Linked DNA regions of Mus musculus: region 2 is linked to region 1. A link is a loop called in an ENCODE intact Hi-C map of the cell type or tissue named here. Cell type or tissue: heart. All regions are shown on one strand.

Region 1 (8,000 bases):
GGGCTAAAAATAAAAAAGCAAGTTTGGTCTGTTGGGGCAACACTCTGACACCCCAGCTCATAAGCAAACTTAATTAATTTTAGACAGGGTCTCTCTACATAGTCTGGCTGTTCTCAAATGCTTGGAGGTTCACCTGCCTCTGTCTCCAAGTGCTAGGAATAAAGGCGTGCACCACTACACCCGGCTCAAAGAAAAAATTTTAAAAGAGGGGCTGAAGATGAAACCCTATCTCAGTTTAGATGGTAGAATGCTTGCCTGGCTACAAATATTGAAGCGCAAGGAAAATTAAAAGAAATACAGGGAGAAGACAGTAAATGTATAAACGTAAATAAAATAACAATGGCCAGTAAGGGATGTGGAGAGGGCATCTACTACTTTAGAAAGATTTGCTGGAAAAGGCTTTACAAAAATGATGTCTGAGTGGCGTTTTCTTTGTGTGAGACAGGGACTCACTGAGTAACATTGGCCAGCCTGGAGCTCCGTGTTCGTGACTTCTTAGTCACCGTAGGCTTACAGATTTACAGGCTAAAAAAACTGACATTTCAAGTCTAACCTGTTCGCAATCTGTCAAATGTCTGCAGTTTAGAACAGCTTCAGGTTAAATGTCAGGGGTTGGTTGGGGGCAGGGATGGGGGAAGTGGCTGGGGATATAGCTCAAGTGTTGCAGCCTAAGGCTCTGAGGAATGTGAAGAGGAAGACGGAGTGAAGACGGAGTGAAGATGGAGAAGGTTGTACACAGAATCATAAGGGGCTTTGGCACAGGGAGCAGTCTGAGCTTCATCTGGAGGACAAGAGAAAGCCACAGCAGGGTTTTTAATTGACAGGTTCAGATAATCATCTTGGAAAATCATTGACCATGGGTGGGATGAGACATCAACCCTGAAGGCAAGGAAACTCGATAATGTGTTCTTACACAGACCCAGACAGAAATCCAAAAGACCAGTATTAAAGGCTAGGCTGGCAGCAGTGGTTCACCACTGTCATTCCAGCATTCTGGAGGCAGAGGCAGGCGGATCTCTCCTGTTGAGGCTAGCAAGGTCTACATAGTGAGTTCCAGGACAGCCAAAGCTACACAATGAGACCCTGTGTCAGAGAGTGAGAGTAGTGGGTGGGGAGGGAGGGAGAGGAGAGGGAGGGAGGAACAGGAAGGAAGGAACAGATGGTTCAGTGGTTAGGAGCACCCCCATGGTGACTAATAACAGTTTGTAACTCCAGTTCCAGGAGATTCAGGGTTCTATTCTGTCCTTCTTGGACACTGCATGCATGTAGCATAGAGACATATATGCAGGTAACAGACCCATATACATAAAAATAAATAATATTTTAAAAAACACATCTAAGCCAGATAGTGGTGGTACACACCTTTTATTCCAGCATGCAGGAGACATTAACGGGGGTTGGCAGTTTTTTAGCTTGTAATCTGTGAGTTCAAGGCCAGCTTGGTCTACAGAGAGAATTCTAGGACAGCCAGGGCTACACATTTGGAACAAGGTATTACTGAGTAGCTCCGGCTGTTCTGGAACTCATAGATTTCCTATTTCCTTAGTGCCAGGGTTAAAGGCCTGAACCATCATGGGGTTTCTGTTTTGTTTTGTTTTGTTTTGTTTTGTTTTATTTTATTTATTTGCCAGGCAGTGGTGGTGCCTGCCTTTAATCCCAGCACTTGGGAGGCAGAGGCAGGTGGATTTCTGAGTTCAAGGCCATCCTGGTCTACAGAGTGAGTTCCAGGACAGCCAGGGCTACACAGAGAAACCCTGTCTCGGAAAAAAAAAAAAAAAGATTTATTTATTGTATTTATATGAGTACACTGTCACTGTCTTCAGACACACCAGAAGAGAACATTGGATCCCATTATAGATGGTTGTGAGCCACCATGTGGTTGCTGGGATTTGAACTCAGGACCTCTGGAAGAACAGTCAGTGCTCTTAACCACTGAGCCATGTCTCCAGCCCAGGGTTTTTCTTTATACTCAGAATCCTCAGACATCCTCTGCCTCCCAGGTGCTGGGATTTCAGGCTTGACCCACCACACCCACTATTAAATATTAAGAGAAGCAGAAGTCAAGATTTGACCAGAGGGCACAATTCATTGTGAGAAACAAAGGTTGAGGATAAGTGAAAAAACAAAACAAAACATAACAACAACAAAACCCCCTAAATTCAGGTGATAAAAGCTGGGGGTGGAGGGTGCGTGAGCCTTTTTCCTGGGGGACACTTGAGTAGAATTTGAGGATTACCAAGTAACCTTGCTGTTGCCTATCTCAGTCAGAGGTTTCATGAAGCTCAGAGACCGGTACAAACCTTGGGCAGCAGGAAATTCAGGGAGTGAGGTTGAGGCACAAGGGATCAAGGAAAGGGCAATTTTGACTTTTGGAGGGGAAAAAAAATGTGAGGAACCACTGGAGACTTTTCAGCAGACAAGTGCCCATGGTTTTCTTTCTTTCTTTAACGTCCTTTCTTTGTACTTAATGGGGTTTCTTTATGTAGCCTTGGCTGTCCTGGAACTCACTCTGTAGACCAGACTGGCCTTGAACTCACAGAGATACCTAGGGTTTTCAACAGCATCGTTCAGCATCCGGGCCTCCTTCAGAATGGATGCTGGGTGGCAAGGTCAGGAACAGGGCTATCTGTGACAGAACTAGTGCAGGAGTTCAACTCAGATAAGGGACCTTGGGCCTCCATCATAGTGGCATGTGTGTTTCCTGAGGGCTTGGGAGTGGGGTGTGCAGGAAAGAGGACTCTCAACAGCAAGATTGTCCTAAACAAAAGGAAAGCTACTGCCATCTACAGAGACAGAGAAGGCTCAAAGACAGCCTCTCTGATTTCCCTGCTATTTCGATTCATTTGATGATTTTGATGGACGAGACGAACCTAGTCATATCTGGTCTGTGGGCGTTCAAATGGGAAAGTCAACCCCCTTTAAGTAGGAAAGCCAGGAAAAGAAAAAAAAAAAAAATGCCTGGAGACATTCGGGTTTCTACACTAGCACTCCTAGGGCAGACATGCCCACTTCCCGACTTTTCCATGAAAAAGCATTAGAGGTGCGCGTGTCTGTGAAAGATGGAATGTTACAAAGTGGCCCCAGAGAAACTTTTCTGGAGAGAAAGCGCTTGGTGAGCACATTAAAGGGCCGGTTTTGGCCCTCTTCCACTTCCTGCCCTTCGGCGTGGTTTCGCAGCAGAAGCACAGAAAGGTATCCAATGGACACCTCAAGAACAAGCCAGATGCGACGCACATCCGGCGAACACGCGGGCTTCATACGAGCTGACGCTGCAGGCTCAACCCCGCCGGCAACCTCCCAAAACCCACTCCTAGCTCAACTTTCACAATGACAACAACTGGCGTATCGGGCCGCCCCTAAGCAAGCATTCTCTTTTATGACTACCCATGCACCCCAGGACTGAGGCTTCCCCCCCGCCCCCCATCTCCCTTCAACTCCCCACATCCTCCCACTACGGATCAAAGGAAGGATCAACTCAAGTCGCGCGAACACCGCTGATCATGCGCCACAAAAAAAAAAAAAAAAAAAAGATCGGTAGGGTTGGGCGACCCAAAGATTCTCCCTCCTCTTTCCATTGGTTCCAGTCGCCCAGCTCGCCTCCCCTCCTAGCGAAAGGCTGCCGCCCTGGTGCGCTTGCGCATGCGCGTCGTTCTCGTGGCGCACTGAGCAGGCGCAGCCGCAGGCCCGCCGGAGCGGGGCGGGTGTAGCGGCGCGCGCAGCCTCCCGGCGCTGGGCTCCCTTCTGCCGGTCCCGCCCTCCGTCGCGGCGGCGCGGTGCACGCTGGGATAGGGAGCGATCTCCGAGCGAGGCGGCAAGATGGACGCGGGATTCTTCCGCGTAAGTCCGAGCGCGGGGATCCGGGGAGAGGCGAGAGGCTTGTTTGTAAGACCCGAGGGGGAGGCGCTCAAAATCCCGGACAGGACGGCCCGCGGAGGAAGGCCTTAGAGACCCCGAGGGGGTTCGTGGGCAGCGTCCCCCGGCCTCGGCGTTGCGGCCGAGACCGGTGCGCCCCTGCGCAGTCTCCTCCTCCGGGATCGTCCCCCCCTACGCGGCGGTGGCGGTGGCCGGAAAATGGCGGCGGGAATGGGCTGGAGCCGAACCTCACCGGCCGCCTGGCGAGGCCCTGTAGGCCGGGCGCCGCGCCGGCCGCCCGGGCTCGGGGCCTAGCGGAGCCTCAAGGAGGAAGTCTTTAGGGGGAGGCCGGTGGGAAGCCCGGGGCGGCTGCGGGGTACCGGTTGTATGGTTTGGGGCTCCGTCCTGAGAGGTGTTTGAGGAAAGGGGCCTTATTATTTTTTTTTTTTAGTGGCAGCTTTGGAGAAAATGGGTGCCCCCCCCCCAAACCCCGACGTACAGCGTCCACCCTCTGGGTCTTAAGCTTTCCCGGCGGCGCAGGGTCAGAGTTCGTGAGCGCTCCCGCCCAATTTGATAGCTCTTCGGGGAGGGGAGCTTAGATAATTTGTAGTTGGAACATTTGAATCGGAGGCTTTTGGAGTGAACGGTGTGTGCGAGGGTGGAGACAGATTACGGTTGTGACTCCGTCGCGCTTCCCGCTCTTCGCTAGCACCCTTTCCCAGCGGCCCATGTCCAGGCAGGGGACGTTACCTTGGAGGTGGTACATAGATCCCACACAGTAAGGCAGTTTATTAGGTCCACTTTGGAAGGAAAGTAGCTACAGGTCGAGATCTAGATGTATGGGAACGTACACTTGTGGGATTAAAAGTAGCAACAAACCCTTTAGGAATCGCTGATTCTTGTAATGCAGAGTAGAACCTTGTAAGACAGCTTGGTAAAAATCCAGATACCAGCTCTCTGTCATACCACTGCTTAGAGTTTTGCATTCTCTGAATCAAGCATATAGTTTACAGTTTGTGTGCATTTTTAAAGAAAAAATTGGAAGGCGGGGGAAGGAGGAGGGAGATAATAAAGGTGCTTCTTGTATGTGGTTCATGAGAGCTTGCCTAGTATGAACAAGACACTGGGGTCTATCTCCAGCACCTCAGATACTTGCACTACAAACTAGGCACTTAACCTTTGTAGTCAGTACTCATTTCTTATGGCACCGAAGTTAACACTTAAAAACAGTCGAAGGTTTCTTTCACTTGTCAATTGTCTCTTTTTCTCCCCCCACCCCCTTCAGTTTTTGTTTTGCCTTTTCAGGAAGTGGTTTATGTGTGTAGCCTTGGCCATCCTGGAACTCTGTAGTCTGTAGGCCAGGCTAGCCTTGAACTCAGAGATCTGTGTGCCTCTGCCTCCCGAATGCTGGGGTTGAATGAAGACTTGCACCCTGGCCAGGCTTGTCAGTTATTTCTAGTGGAAAGGAGATTGAAGAACTAAAACAAAGCGATATGTCAATTTTCAGGCGAAGATGTCCTTTGAAAAGGACAGGATCTGGAAAATAACCCACTTTTTAAAATATTCTTTTTACACTTACTTAAATGAAGTAGTTTTGTTTTCCCTGGGTTGGGTCTTTTGGGGGCAGGGGCAGTTGAAGTGTTTTGAAACTGGGTTCTCTAACCCAAACTGGCCTTGGACCTAGAGAGTCCTGCCTTGACTTCTCAGTACTAGAATTTCAGACATATGCTACACACTGACAAAGTGGGGGATTTATGTTCTGAGTTAGAAAAACTTACTAGGCAGTGGCGCACACCTTAAATCGCAACACTCTGGGAGGGAGGGGAGGCAGAGGCAGGCAGATCTCTGAGTTTGAGGCCAGCCTGGTCTACAGAGTGAGGCTACATAGAACCCTGTCTCAAAAAAATTTAAAAAGGGGAGAATGGGGGTGGGGAGGTAATTTTAGATCAGTTACCTAGTACAACCTGATTCTGAGTAGAATTCGATTTAAGAATTGGTGATAGTAAGCCGGGCGTGGTGGTGCATGAAAAACCAAAAAAAAAAAAAAAAGAATTGGTGATAGCATTCTCTCTCTCTCTCTCTCTCTCTCTCTCTCTCTCTCTCTCTCTCTCTCTCTCTCTTTCTCTCTCTCTCTTTCTTTCTTTCTTTCTTTCTTTCTTTCTGAAGAGGTGGTTGATAAGATCAAAAGCAGACCAGGACAGCTTTTGAACTTTTTTTTTTAATATTTATTTTATGTATATGAGTACATTGTAGCTGTACAGATGGTTGTGAGCCTTCGTGTGGTTGTTGGGAATTGAATTTTAGGACCTCACTCACTCGGGCCCAAAGATTTATTTATTATTATTAATAAGTACACTGTTGCTGTGTTCAGACACAGCAGAAGAGGGCGTCAGATCTCATTGCGGGTGATTGTGGGCCACCATGTGGTTGCTGGGATTTGAACTCAGGACCTCTTACCAGCCTGGCTTTGAATTTTATTTTATTTTATTTGAAACAGGGTTTCTCTATGTAGCCCTTGGCTGTCTTGGAACTCACTCGGTAGACCAGGCTGGCCTCAAACTCAGAAATTAGCCTGCCTCTGCCTCCCAAGTGCTGGGATTAAAGGCATGCGCCACCACTCCTGGCTGGCTTTGAACTCTTTAGAGATGGCCTATCTCTAAAGGTATATGCCACCACTCTTGGCCCAAAACTTTTTTTCTTTTTCTTTAAAACCTTTTTGGTTTTGCAGTACTAGGGCCCATGCACCATGCACCAGGCTCTGCACTCAGTCACAGCCTTTCTGGATCTCTTTCCGGTGACTAGGTTTGACCTTTCCACTGATATCCAGTGCTTATGCCGTGTAATGATCAGATGACGGTGGTTGGCATACCTTATCACCTCAGACATCCATCTCTATTTTTTGCTTCATTGCCATTAATTTGACGTAAAGAAAACATTCTCAGAGATTAGGTTGTGTGTTCTCAAGAAATATGGTAGCAGAACTGGCACACTTTTACAGGGTTGTTGTTGTTTTGTATTGTTGGTTGTTTTTGTTTTCCTTCTCAAAACTTAGTTTTGAGACAGGGTCTCACTCTGAAGCTCTAGCTGTTGACTGGTCTGGCCTGCAACTCATGGAGACCCTCCTGCCTCTGCCTCCTGAGTGCGGGCATTAGAGGTTTTGGACACCATACCCAACCCAAAACTTTTTGCTGCTGATACAGTCCTGGGGATCTCACCCGTGTGTTGTGCATGTTAGCTGAGTGCTCTTGTCCCTCTGCTATTCTCAGGCCAAACAAATGTTTTCAAGGGAATGGAGCTAGTCCGAAAACTAATCTGTAGATTTCAAGTCAGAGCCAGTTACTTCCAGGTTTAATTGAGCCAGGAGGAAGGATGAAATGAACAAAAACTGTGATGTGGTGCTGTTCTGATGAGTCCTTTGGTGAAGTTTTGTTCTCATTTACTTAAGAACTGTTGTTTGTTCCTCCAGATAGGGTTTTGTTGTAGTCCAGGCTGGCCTAGAATTTGCAAGTTTGTCTTTTTTGTTGTTTTTGTTAAGATTTTTTTTAGTATTATATGTAAGTACACTATAGCTGTCTTCAGACACACCAGAAGAAAGTGTCAGATCTCATTACATATGGTTGAGAGCCACCATGTAGTTGCTGAGATTTGAACTCAGGTCCTTCAGAAGAGCAGTCAGTGCTCTTAACTTCTGAGCCATCTCTCCAGCCCTGCAAGAACCCCTAATTCTTTCTTCTTGTCTTAAATTTTAGAGTTACGAGAGTATACCTTCTCGCCTGGCTTTAAATTCATTAATTCACATTTTCTCTCTTCTTTCTTTCTCTGCTCCTCTCCTCTCCATCTCCCCCTTTCTCTCCACCCCTTCACCCTCCCCCATCCATTTTCCTTTCTGAGACAGAATTAGAGGCCTGAACTCGGTATGTGGTTTAAGATACCTTGTCTTCCTTAAATGCCCATATTATTGGATTATATTTGTGCACCACATTTTTTGGTTCTTGGCATTCACCCCCTCTAACACACTGGGTTTCCCGTGTCTCTCTCAAGCTGTGGAGCCAAAAATGACCTTGAACTTCTAACCTTTCAAATCCCTAGGACTCAGATTACAAGTACCACTATACCTGGCTTATAGGACTCAGATCATAAGTACCGCA
Region 2 (8,000 bases), 200 kb after region 1:
CCGACTTCCCTAGCTAGCGACATGCTATAATGTGCCCCCGCCCCCGCCCCCATCACCTGGACCCTACACCCGTGGCACTCCACTCAGGGCCAGACCTTCAATTAAGTTGCAAAGGGCTCAGAGATTGGGGATGACAAAGGGGGCTTGGGGACTAATTAGGAGCAGCAACGAAAGCTTAATTCATAAAAGCAAACATTTTCCACCCATCAACCTGCAACCAGTTAAGGGCTACGTTTGAAAGAAATCTGTGCGTGGGGAAGGGAGCCAACAGGAACAGGAAATGTTCGAAAGAATGTAAACTATTTCAGTTTCATAAAAAGTAACAAGTAAACAGTTATTACATGCAAATAACGCCCTGGTTTTAATTAATGCTGAAAAGTCAAAAATATGTTTGACATTTGTATGTATATACTGAACGGCTGCAGCGCACAAAATGGTGCCCAGATGCCCGGTGGGAGCTGGCTGGCAGCTCGCAGGGAACTCCAACCTTGAGAAGGTCTTGTTTATTGGTGTTGAAAAGTACCATTTTGCCCCAGCAATAGCAGCCAGAAGCCGGCTCACTTCCTAACCCTGGAGGGCTCCCAGAGTTTGGGAAGGTGATTGCTCAGCCACTACTCAGCAGGCTAGTCTGATCTCCCTATCCCCAGGGCATGGGAACAGGGAGGGCTCTTCCACCCCAGAGTTACATGATGACGGGTTTCGGGTCCCAGCAACCTCCCACTCAACAGCCCCTGGCGGCAGCCACTGTGGCGTCTGGTCCTGCTTTCTTGCTACTACCGGGGTGGATCAGGCTGGCACATCAGCCAGCGTGAGCCTGGCCAGAGGCTGAGATGGCGCAGCCTTCAAACTTTTCATTCCAACATCCCATCACCCCACTCAGAATCCTCTATTTGAAAGTACCTGAAGAAGCCTCCAGCTCTGGGGAGACCATGCGCCTGGGAGACCACAGAGGACTTGTACCCCCGGGGAGAGAGGCTGGGATGCCTCGGCCCCAACTGAAAGACATCTATCTATACCCTGCTTGAGCTGTGCGTACAGGAACCTCCCTCAGCATCTTTTCTGAGATCACAGATGCTAGCGGGAGGGGGGGGTGGTGGCGGGGGGGGGGGGGGAGAAGGGCAGCACCGGAGACTTCAGAAGTTGCTAAACCCTGCGAGAACCTGCGAGAAAACTCTCCTTTACTCGAAAGAGATCACAGACATATCCACATAAAAGGGTGGCACTGCCTACCGGGCCTTGCTGAGACGAACTAGCTTTCCTCAATTCTCATCCCCACCTTTGCCATCCCAGAGTTCCCCCTGCTCACCTCGCCCACTGCGGCCCACGAATCGAAGGTCGTTGAACCTGGCCACTTGGTTCTTCATGACAGCGGAAGCGTTGCGCAGCTCGGCGGAGTAGTTCTCATCATTGCCGGCCATCACGGTCACCACCGTTCCATCCGGCACATCCCCCAGGGCCACCACCTGAGGAAACGGGCAGGAGAGAGGATGGCTTAGAAAAGCCAAAAGGAAGGGCTCACGCAGCTGCCCGCCCAGGTCCCAGGCTCTCTGAGGAGTTCTGAGTCAGGGTGAAAGAGGCTTAACCGCGTGTAGATCCGTTCCCAATACAACCAAAGCCTAGTGATGAGCTCCTAGCCTCCAGACTCAAATCCTGGGTCTAGTGGTTGATGGGAGCTCCAAGAAAGCATCCATTTTTATTACATTAAGTCTAGGCTAGAGCTATCAATCAACAAGGTCACAGGTAAGGGTGGGGCGGCAAAGGAGACGACACTGTTCTCGGCCAAAGAATCAGCAACCTTAATAACCGGGCTACTCCTTGCAGTCAATTAAGGCACTGGCCCTTAGGGGTACGGAATTTGGCCCTGCAGTGTGACCAAGGCCCAGTTAAATGGCCTCAACAGAGCCTGGATTCGTTATGCAGAGAAAATGCAAAATGCAAAACAAACTGCGTTTTTGCAAGTTGATCCAGAAAACCCCGGGGTAAGAGGACAGGGTGGTTTCGATCACTGAGCATGTACCTGCTGGGAACTGTTGGATGGGTGGGTGGAGATGCCCCTTAAATGTCATCTCTTCCCCCACTCCTTCCCACCCAAGGCGCATCAAGAGGCAGATGCCTTTTGAACCAGACTTTAAACAGAGTCACAGCCATTTAAACGTGGCTGCCGTGTGCAGGGACTGGGGATCCAGATGGTAAAGATTTCAAGGAGAAAATGTTTGGGGTCTGATTAAAAAGGCCAGATTTCCTGTCAACATCCTGTCTTCTTTTAATTTCAAAGATTCCTTTTAAGCTCCAAGTGACAGTAAAACCTCCGATCTGACGATTACAGTCACACGGCCCTCATCCCCTCCTCCCCCTTCTCCCCTCCTCCCTCTCCTCCCCGGGAGATTTCCCCCAATGGTATTTTAAGATGTCACCCGGGAGACCTCAAAGAGTCACCAGCCTTCCCCCCACCCCTTTCCAATTTGAAGTCTTAATGGGAGCAAGGAGGGCCTCAGCTGCCAGCAGCCGCGTTTCCAGCCACCTCGGGCATCACTACCTCCCAGCCGCTGGCCCTTCCTACTCTGTCCTTTCTCACGGCAGCTGTGAGAGGTTTAGGGGAAAACCAAGGCGTTTTCGTTTCATCTGGCTGCCCCCCTTACAAGAGAGAGAGAGAGAGAGAGAGAGAGAGAGAGAGAGAGAGAGAGAGAGAGAGAGAGAGAGAGAAACGAAACAGTTGCCTATCCCTGGTATCGTTGAAAAATAAATTCTCTGAACGACTCTGGGGCTACCAGGATGGAGGCATTCCCCAAGTCTCTGCCTATCTTTCGGGATGCAGACTTATGCCGGAGGCAGCCCTTTAGAACCGGCCTACGGTCGCCCTGTGCAACACTTCAGCCGCTGAGGTTGAGAGTGTGGGAAGGAAGTGTTTCTGCTGCAGAGCAGGAGGCGCGGTGCTAGGCCAGGCCCTCCTCGCCCTCTGTGCCCCACACCTCCCGGGTCCTCGCCCAGCTCCGGCGGTCCTCATCCCAGTTACCGGTTAGACTGTGCCAAAGAATCTGGGAGCCCCAGTCCTCCGGTTTCCATGCCACTATACTCTGCAGGGCCCCGTGAAGGCCAGGTGGAACGGGGTATGGCTCCTCCAGGCTGTCTGTGCCACCGAGAAGGAGCGCCCCAAGTGTCCGTGTCCTCCGGCAGAGAGGCCGCGGTGTACCGTTCCCAACGGGAGGTCTGGGGTTCTGACTCTTGGAATAGGAACGGCAGAAGAACTCCCCACGCCCAGTTCTCCTGGACGTCCTCCTGGTACCTTCCCTGACTGATGTAACCATATTTCTCTCTGGACCCGGGCTCGGGCAGCGGGGACACCCAGGTTCCTCTCATGTTCTGTCGGGCCTGGGCTCCTGCAGCGTGGGTGACCAGGCACCCCTATGTCCTGCTAGCCGGGTGACCCCCTTTTCTTCCACCACGGTACCTCCCATGTTCTCTGGGGTCTGGGCTCTTATTGCGGATCGCCTGGAGTCCAGCGGGGGTCCTTCCGGGAGTGGCATCCTGCAGTAGGGGCGCCCGGGTACCCCGGTGTCTTGCCAGCTGGGTGACATCCCCTTTCATGTCCTACTTCTAGGTGCTCCCCAAGTCCTCCCCGGTATGGGCTCCTGCAAATGGGGGCGCCCAGGTTCCCCGGTGTCCTCCCGGCTCGGGCCCCTGCACTCACCTTGAAGGCGACCGGCAGCGTCTTGTTGCAGCGCCAGTGCGAGGGCAGCACGGAGCAGAGGAAGTTGGGGCTGTCGGTGCGCACGAGCTCTCCCGCGTGGTCGGCCAGCACGTCCACCATCGAGCGCACTTCGGGCCGGGTGCGGCCGCCGGGGCCCGCGGTTGCCTGCGCGCTTAGCGCGCCGCTGTTCTCGCCCATCTTGCCGCCGCCGCCGCCGCCGCAGGGGAAGGCCGTGGAGGGGGGAGTGAAGCGGCGGCTGGTGCTCGGGTCTACGGGAATACGCATGCCGCGGCCGTCAGGGCGCGGGCGGCCGCAGCCGCGGGAAGCGGGAGGCGGGAAGGCGGCGGCTCGGGGCCCGGCCAGCGTGGGGGGTGGGGGGAGGGGCGGCGCCGGGGGAGGGGGTGCGCCCCGACGGTCGGCCGCGCGCCCGCTAGTCCCGCATCCGGCGCGCGCGGCCGCCCCACGGACTCGGCGGCCGCGGCCCCAGCCCGGATCCTAGAGAATCAAGTGGCGGCGACGCGGCCGCCCGCGCGGGGTTAGTACCCCGGGCCTCGGGGCGGGGCCGTGCGAGCGACGCGGGGCGCAGCCAATCGCAGCCCCCAGGCTCGGGGTTCGCCGTGGAGGACCCGGTGGCTCGGGCCCGCGCGAGCCAAGCAGGGGCCAGGCTCCGCCCCAGAGGGTCTAGACACCCGCGTCCCGGTAGCCGCGCGGGGAGCCGCGGTCCCCGGAGTCAGGAGCGGCCGCTGCGACCTGGGCAGACATCGGGTTTCCAGCCTCCTGGCTGCGGCTCGCTTCCCCTCCCTCGAGTCGCAGCCTGGCTGCTTCAGCTCTGGCCACCGCAGCCCGGAACCTGCACCCTCAGCTGGTTGCCGCGGTGACACCCAAGACGGTTTTCTCATTCCCTCCACTCCACAAACGATTTTGACCCTAGAGCTTCCACCCCACGAGGGAGTCCACAGCTCCGCGCGGCCTTGGCTCTCGTCTCTGTGGCTTCTGTGTCAACCTTCGAGGCAGACAGAATAGGGGTTGCCACAGGGACCAACAGTGGGGTGGGGACAACCACACGGCTCCTGTCCACTCAAAACTAATTTCAGGATCGCGCAGGCCTCGTGGAGTTGTCCTCTGTCTTGGCAGCTCATGGGTCTTTGAAAACTACAATGGGGCCTACAACAGTGTGCTTTTTTGGAACATTCCATGCTACACCATACGCATGCAACCACCGTCCGTCTAGTGGAAGTGGATGAGGGTCTGTGGCAGAAAGAAGTCTTAACGCTCAGACTGCTTTCTCCCCACGGATGGAAAGGGGTCCTCCTAGGGCCGGGCCATAGTCTTCTTGGCCCTAAAGCGCTGAGCCTACAGAGCTGTCAGGTGCCCTGTGGGAAATCGGCCCTGGGGTCTCTGTGTTCCTCATGCTCCGTGGCCCAGCAACTCCTGGACTTCACTAACAACAACTCTTTCCCGTCCCGTCTCCTAAGCCTGGCATGGGGGCACAGACACACAACTAGAGAGTCCACGGTCACCGGTCACCGAGGGCTGTGCTCTCCCCAACCCCGTGCACTCCTTGGACGGCAGCAACGAACGAATGCATGTGTTTCTCTCACTGCTTTGGAAATTCGACTGCATTTTCGTTGCCAGCGACAGTGAATCTGTCTGCAACTACCAATACAAGCCCCAGAAGCGACACGATTTAGGATCCGATGGCGACAGAGGCATCAAGACCTCATCCTGGCTCTGACCTCAGCTTAGAACACTCCATTTTGTCAAAAAACGAAATCAGGCGCTGTGTGTACAACAGCGGGGTACTAGGTATGTCCTGAGTCTAACGAGTGCCAGGAGAATTGTATTCTGCCCCTCTCTGGGCCTTATGCCAGCGCCTCAAGCCACCAGGGAAGCAAGGACAGTGAAGGTCCCTTACTGGAACTTTTTGAGAACCTATGATTCGGAGTTGACCATCACTAGGCCTTGGGCCGCCATGGAAACAGCCTCTGGACCAGAGGGGATCTAGGAAGCCTGGCCCTGAGCATGGGCCCTCAGGGGGCTCCCCTGGAAAGGGAGCACCGCTAGTCACCAGGTAGGACCCAGACCGAGTCGTCTATTCTGCCCTCGAGCGATTGTGGGCCGTGACTGGCAGCCTCTGCGATGCGATGCATAAATTCGATTTCTTGAGTGATTCCAGTTTGCATCTGCCCCATACTAGTCCCTCCGCCTGATTTCTCTTTCTGATCTTACAACAAATTAATAACCGGGTCTCCGGAAAGTGGGGCTACAGGAATGACCCAACATCTGACCCTGGGCCCGGACTCAGCTATAACCCTCGGAAGACGCGGGCACCAGATCCAAGGGTTGGGGAAGTGCTGGCCTTCAGTACGCAGCCTGAGGTCGCAGGTGAAGGGTCGCCCGGGCTGAAGCAGTGTCGTGAACCGCCCACTAGTTGGCGCTGGCGCCTTGCTGGCTGCTCAGTTGCCCCCACCAGACTCAGAGCACAGACTTGCGCCTGCAGCAGGGGCAGCACGGGCAGCACGGGTTTTCCAAGCCACGGAGCGTTGGGGAAGAGCTACTTTCTGGAGAGTGCGCGCCTGATTTCTCTTTATACCAGTGGTCACATATCAGGTAAATGGATAGTGTGGTGTTAGGCCGAGGGTTGCCTGCCCGGGTTCTCACAAAGAGATACGGTTCTTTGGAGTCCCAGATACCGAAGGGCCTGCAACCAGCAGAAGTCTCCCTTCAACAGAAAGGCGCCGCCCTGTTTCCCTACTTCTGTTCCTGAGCTCCGTTCTGAGGATAGGATAGAAGGCTCAGACTTTCATCCTTATACCTGTCTAGAACCAGACCAGTTTCCTTCTTTCTTCTCTGGACCGACAAACCTAGAACTATTTATGTATGGTCAAATTTTCAGACCAGGAGAGCTGCCACCAAACAGGACTCATCGCTCCCTCTCCCTTCCCCACCGTGCGTACATATGTTCCGTCTTTCTTTCTGTCCCACAGTCGGGCAACAGTCTGCCTTCTCTCAAATGCTCTCTTCTAAGAGCACCTCACTGTGTCCCCAACAGGGGACAGGAAGCAGAGATCAAAGCTCCTCTCTCACGTGTATGTCCATTGTAGGGTAAATTGGACCAGCCTGGGCCATCTACAGCAGGCTCTTATCCTGAGAGGACACCCCCGCCCTCCAAGCCACTAAGGCTTCTTGGCTGTGCAATGTTGCCTCTGTCTTTGAGGAAATGGACTGAGTGGGTCTCATTCCTTGGAAGTCAGGAGACAGGGAAGGGTAGGTTTCAGCACACTTGTTTCTGGCTCATCTCTGGTTAGTTCTTAAGTCTGCTTCCTCCATCCCTCTGGTCCAGGGACCCTGTGTCGAATATTCCTGAGCCTTCCTCTCAACTGTACAGGGGAGAACAGCTGAATCTGGGATCACGTGTGAAGTGCTTGGCACAGGACTGCTCCAGAAAGACGCTCTATCACGCCAACTGTCTTTGCCAAGTGTCACACCCTCACCTGTGAAACACTCATCTGGTGGTAGCTTTCACAGCGCTTTCTAGAACTCAGAACCTAGGACAGAGCTGTGGCCACCTTGCTCCTCCTTTCTCCTAGGCTGGCCTGAGGGCTACCTGCTGCCTACAGACTATCGGGTGCTTGCCTTTACATAGAGCTAGCACTGAAGGCAACTTTTGAGGGCCTTCTTGCTGTCAAGGCTCCAGACCTTCACTACTGCCCTCCCACAAGCAGCCCTGACCTAAGTAGAAAGTGACCATCACCATGGACACCACAGTCCTTTTCCTCTCCCCCAGAGGTGTCGGTTCCTTCTAGAAATGGAGTGTCTCCATTCTGGTCCCGGCACCCAGTGTGGATCCTGCCTACAGCTTAGTCTCTGGAACTCTCAGGGGACTTTCCTATGTTGAGGGACTTCTTTCTAACATTCTTTCTTGGGGAGGGGGAACTAGGGGTTCCTGCTGGCAGGAGAGGGGCAGTGAGCACTCCCTCCCCAAGGCTGAGAGAAAGTGAAAGCCATAAAATGCTGTTAGTAAACACAACTCTGTATCCTGTTTTCAGACGTGTGTAGTTACTTACACGGTATAAAATATTGAAATACAAAAGATGTCATGTACCCCGACTGAGCACACCTGCTGAACCCGTCAGAACCAGCGGTTGGTCAGAGTACTGTAACTAAATTGAGAAGCAATCTCTTGAGAGAGGTGGAGGCCCCATTTCAGAGGTTTCAACTCTGGGGTCATCTCTCCCGGGTGACTTGAGGGAAGGTTACTGAATGGGTGGGTGTGTTTTCCAATTGCAGAATTGAGAACCGGATTTAGAGG

What was found. Peaks named below come from ENCODE experiments on the same cell type or tissue, not always from the same donor. Only the 100,000 strongest peaks of a DNase experiment are listed, where the experiment ranks them.
Region 2: it touches region 1 in a loop (5-fold over the local background); 2 of 42 quality-filtered maps call a loop at or near these places.

What each region holds. Positions count from the first base shown.
Region 1 is chr4:135,348,934-135,356,933 of GRCm38, reverse strand. Srrm1 (serine/arginine repetitive matrix 1) reads left to right here and starts at 3,788. Exons shown (of 18, transcript NM_016799.4): 1 at 3,788-3,837. The coding sequence starts at 3,817. In heart, no CTCF peak of the experiment used is centred here; DNase peaks (open chromatin) are centred at 3,233 and 3,673; H3K4me3 peaks cover 3,356 bases; H3K27ac peaks cover 3,266 bases; H3K27me3 peaks cover 281 bases.
Region 2 is chr4:135,148,745-135,156,744 of GRCm38, reverse strand. It overlaps Runx3 (runt related transcription factor 3), which reads right to left and starts at 4,200. Exons shown (of 5, transcript NM_001369050.1): 1 at 3,689-4,200; 2 at 1,307-1,463. The coding sequence starts at 3,973. In heart, a CTCF peak has its summit at 6,110 (motif pointing right); DNase peaks (open chromatin) are centred at 1,380, 3,624, 4,294 and 6,134; H3K4me3 peaks cover 2,279 bases; H3K27ac peaks cover 1,096 bases; H3K27me3 peaks cover 8,000 bases.